Regions from separate parts of the Homo sapiens genome. Here region 1 is linked to region 2. The links are chromatin loops, found by intact Hi-C in ENCODE. Cell type or tissue: B cell. All regions are shown on one strand.

Region 1 (2,500 bases), 110 kb before region 2:
CTACCAAGAAACTCAACACTTTAAGGCAGTTTTCGCATTGAAGTTGGTGCGAGACTTATGAACTTACCCTCTTTAGCCAAATATAACTCCTTAAATTTTGCTCTCTTTTGATTAAATTCTTGTTCAAGCTGCTGTTGTGCACGTAAAAATTCTGCATTAATTTTTTCCAATTCTGCTACCCGTTGCTGAAGAGAAACTGGGGGAAAAAAACACTAGTTAACAAGTAATAACTTTTATTCATAAATTTATAAAACAGTAAATTAGTATTCTAGCTGTACATTGCTATACGTGAAACAAGTAGTCAAGCTTCTTCCAAAAATCCACCATATGCTAGGATATTCTAATGTTTAAAAAAAGTAAGACAGACCAGGCATGGTGGCTCACGCCTGTAATCCCAGCACTTTGGGAGGCCGAGGCGGGCGGATCACCCGAGGTCAGGAGTTCGAGACCAGCCTGGCCGACATGGAGAAATCCCATCTCTATTAAAAATACAAAAATTAGCCAGGTGTAGTGGCAGGTGCCTGTAATCCCAGCTACTCAGGAGGCTGAGGCAGGAGAATCGCTTGAACCCGGGAGGCGGAGGTTGCAGTGGGCCGAGATCGCACCACTGCACTCTAGCCTGGGTGACAGAGTGAGACTCTGTCTCAAAAAAAAAAAAAAAGATCCTTGTATTAGACTTAATACACAACTGTAAATGAGTCATGTAAAGTGAAACCACAAATATACAGAGAATCACATAAGGCCAACTTCCCCACAAAAAAAAGAGCTTCTAAAGTGCCTTTGTGCAACTGAATAGCAATTTAATTTTAGAACTGTTAAATATTGGATTATTTGAACTACTTATCCCACAAATGAACCTACTGCCAATCTTGCTATTTCCCATTTCTCTCAAGTGTCACAAGCAAAATCTAATAGGTTCCCTAACTAGTGTAGCCATACCAGACTGAACTATTCTTCCAACTTCAAAATGATCCATTACCATTATACTGAGATCATAATCAAAAACCCATTCATAGAGAGGATACAGAACTGCACATTCTATATAAACTCTCAATTACTGGGAGATAATCTGGTTTTCTTCCATGTTTTCAACATTGATCATGGTGTGCGGAGATTAGCAGACTTTTTACTTTATGGACTCTATAATTTGGACACAGCTGGTTAAATGATTGCCTTCCCTGACCAAACCCAGGGGTTCCTTTGATTGAAGCATAAGATAGGAGGTCCAGCTGTGCAAACCCCTGATCTCCCCTTTTGCCCCAACAGCATCCCAGCCTTAAAGCTATGACCATAATCCCTTTAGGGGATATCGGTTAGTACTAATCAACCACTAACTACTTAGGCCAGCAGAGGGCCAAGTTTCCTACTGCAAGTCACTCCAGATAATGATGATTTGCCTAGAATTTTAATCAAGATCTGAGATTATCTTTGAAGGCTATCCCCTCTCCCAATCACTCAATTTAATTGAGAGCTGATTTTAAAATGTATAGAAAAAAAGACTGGAAAAAATGTACCAATGATTTATCTATGAGTAACAGAATTATGGCTCATTAATTTCTTCCATATGCTTTTGAGACGGAGTCTCCCTCTGTTGCCCAGGCTACAGTGCAGTGGGGCGATCTCGGCTCACCGCAAATTCTGCCTCCCAGGTTCAAGCAATTCTCCTGCCTCAGCCTCCCAGTTAGCTGGGACTACAGGCATGTGCCACCACGCCTGGCTAATTTTTGTATTTTTAGTAGAGACGGGGTTTCACATGTTGGTCAGGCTGGTCTCTAACTCTTGACCTCAAATGATCCACCCACCTCGGCCTCCCAAAGTGCTGGGATTACAGGCATAAGCCACCGCACCTGGCCTTCCATAAGCTTCTCAAAGTTCTCTTCTATGCAGATATGTATTCCTTTGACAATGAACTAAAACCAACACAGATGGTTCAAACTGATGGTTTCACTTACAATTTTTCCACTTTATTATGGTACTCATACAACCATTCTCTTTTTTACTTTCAACTTTCACTAGAGGATTCAATAAATTACATGAGATATACAACATTTTACTATAACTTGATAAATGTTAGCTGTTAGCTGTCATTATTAAATTGGTGGTATTTATTTAATGAGTAACAAAAAAAAGTAGCAATCAAATGACCTTGTATATAGCCAGAAAAGACCAGAAGTCACTTCCAACCTCATGATTCTGACTCAGTTCCATGCTTAGACTTCCAGCTTATACCCTCCTCTATTATCATGTATCTTTTTTTTTTTTCAGACAGAGTCTCACTCTGTCACCCAGGCTGGAGTGCAGTGGTGCAATCTTGGCTCATTGCAACCTCCGCCTCCCGGACTCAAGCAATTCTTCTGCCTCAGCCTCCCGAGTAGCTGGGAGTACAGGCACATGCCACCACGCCCAGCTAATATTTGTATTTTTAGTAGAGACAGGGTTTCACCATGTTGCCCAGGCTGGTCTTGACCTCCTGACCTCAGGTGATCCACCCACCTCGGCC
Region 2 (2,500 bases):
GGCAACAGAGTGAGACCCTCTCTCCAAAAAATAATAAAATAACTATATTTTCCCAAACAAAAAAATTAGTGAGAAAAGTGTCACTGTGTATGTTACATTTTTTTTTTCAAATCTCATATCTGGCTTAATAGAAAACATCTGAATTCTCCTATCTGCTTCTGCCATCAATTTGTTGCAATGTCGTATGTCATGTAGCCTCATGGAAAGGTCCATTGAACATTCGTGAGAAGAGTGAGCATGAAAAAGGCCAAATAACATCTTAATATTATTATGAAAATTGTTTTGGTCTCATGGCCCAGACCACTCTTTGAGAACCACTGCCCTAGAGAAACTCAAGTGTATGTATAAAACGTTCTTTGTAGTATTATTTGTTATAATGAGAAGGTGGAACCAACCTATCTGTCCATCAATGAGGGACTATAAGATCCACAGGGACTACACTGGTGTTGCTTTGCTCACCATTGCATTTCCAGTAACTTAGCATATATTAGCACACAATAGGTGCTCAGTCAACTTTTGTGGAAGTAGAGAAGGAAGGGAGAGAGGCAGAAAAGAAGAAAGTGAGGAGGTACAAATATTGTTCTGCAACCTGCTATTTTAATTCAACTCTACCTCATGGACATCTTTTCACAGATTTAGACTCTTAGTTCACAGGGTAGGAAAGCACAAAGGCCATAGGACTCTTGCATAATGGGAAGCTTATTTTTCTATTGTCTAAAAATAAAGGCGTATTTAAGATGTCTCTTTAGGCAGGGCGTGGTGGCTCACGCCTGTAATCTCAGCACTTTGGGAGGCCGAGGTGGGTGGATCACCTGAGGTTGGGAGTTCGAGACCAGCCTGACCAACATGGAGAAACCCCGTCTCTACTAAAAATACAAAAATTAGCCGGGCATCATGGCACATGCCTGTAATCCCAGCAATGTGGGATGCTGAGGCAGGAGAATTGCTTGAAGCTGGTAGGCAGAGGTTGTGGTGATCCAAGATCAGGCCATTGCACTCCATCCAACCTGGGCAACAAGAGCAAGACTTCGTCTCAAAAAAAAAAAAAAAAAAAAAAAAAAGTCTGTTTAATACAACCACGGGCTGCAAATCACTGCCACCTAGTGGTGTATTAAGAAGTTCACACATGGGGCCCTGGCGCGGTGGCTCAGGCCTGTAATTACGGCACTTGAGGAGGCCGACCTGGGTGGATCACCTGAGGTCAGGAGTTTGAGACCAGCCTGGCCAACATGGCGAAACCTCGTCTCTACTAAAAATACAAAAATTAGTTGGGCATGTTGGCGCGCGCCTGTAGTTGCAGCTACTCTGGAGGCTGAAGCAGGCGAATCGCTTGAATCCAGGAAGCAGAGGTTGCAGTGAGCCGAGATTGTGCCACTGCACTCCAGCCTGGGCAACAGAGCAAGACTCCATCTCAAAGCAAAAACAAACAAATGGCCAGGCACAGTGGCTTATGCCTGTAATCCCAGCACTTTGGGAGGCTGAGGCAGGAGGATCACCTGAGGTTGGGAGTTCGAGACCAGCCTGACCAACAAGGAGATACCCTGCCTCTACTTAAAATACAAAATTAGTCGGGTGTGCTGGCGCATGCCTGTAATTCCAGCTACTCTAGAAGGCTGAGGCAGGAGACTCGCTTGAACCCGGGAGGCGGAGGTTGCGGTGAGCCGAGATCGTGCCATTGTACTCTAGCCTGGGCAACAAGAGTGAGACTCCATCTCAAAACTACAAAAACAAACAGACAAAAACTGTCTTTTGTATGCTGCTGAGATGGCTGATGGCTGGGAGCCCCTAGATAACTTCAGGACGGGGGCTAGTTGCCAAAAAGATCAAGGCAGGATCTCCAAGGGAGGGGAGGGAGAGGGGCTGAAGGTTGAGTTCATCACCAATGGCCAATGATTTAATCAATCATGCCTATGTAATGAAGCCTTCATAAAAACCCCAAAGGATAGAGTTCTAGGAGCTTCCAGATAGCTGATCACATGGAGGATGGTGGATGGTTCCTGGAGGATGGCACTCAGAGAGGGCATGGAAGTGCCACACACCTTTCTGCATACCTTGCCCTATGCATCTCTTCCATCTGGTTATTAACCTATATCCTTTGTAATATCCTTTATCATAAATGGGTAAATATAAGTAAGGTGTTTCCCTGAGTTCTGTGAGCTGTCCTGGCAAACCCTAGGAGGGATTTGTGGGAACCTCACTTTAGAGCCAGTTTGTCAGAAATACAGGTCACAGCCAAGAGTTTACAATTGGCATCTGAAGTGGGCAGTAGTCTTGTGGGACTGCGGGATCTAACACTATCTCCAGGTAGATAGTGTCAGATTGAATTGAATTAGAGGACAGCTATCTGGTGTCTGCTAGAGAATTGCTCAGTATGTGGAGAAAGCCCCCACCCATCTGGTGTCAGAAGTATTGTGTTGAGTGACCGCATAAGACAGTAAAGAGGGCCAGGCTCAGTGGCTCATGCCTGTAATCCCAGCACTTTGGGAGGTTGAGGCAGGCA

The links. A loop is a pair of places that touch in the nucleus more often than their neighbours do. Peaks named below come from ENCODE experiments on the same cell type or tissue, not always from the same donor. Only the 100,000 strongest peaks of a DNase experiment are listed, where the experiment ranks them.
Region 1: it touches region 2 in a loop (9-fold over the local background); 9 of 110 quality-filtered maps call a loop at or near these places.

The regions. Positions count from the first base shown.
Region 1 is chr17:5,306,390-5,308,889 of GRCh38, reverse strand. It overlaps RABEP1 (rabaptin, RAB GTPase binding effector protein 1), which reads right to left. Exons shown (of 18, transcript NM_004703.6): 2 at 68-196. Among named protein-coding and RNA genes, the nearest start is that of RABEP1, 25 kb to the right of the region's middle. In B cell, a CTCF peak has its summit at 1,331 (motif pointing right); a DNase peak (open chromatin) is centred at 1,349; H3K27ac peaks cover 355 bases.
Region 2 is chr17:5,195,749-5,198,248 of GRCh38, reverse strand. The region is part of intron 1 of ZNF594-DT (ZNF594 divergent transcript); the gene reads right to left. Among named protein-coding and RNA genes, the nearest start is that of ZNF594-DT, 5.0 kb to the right of the region's middle. In B cell, CTCF peaks have their summits at 896 and 1,096 (motif pointing left); a DNase peak (open chromatin) is centred at 1,108; H3K4me3 peaks cover 94 bases; H3K27ac peaks cover 821 bases.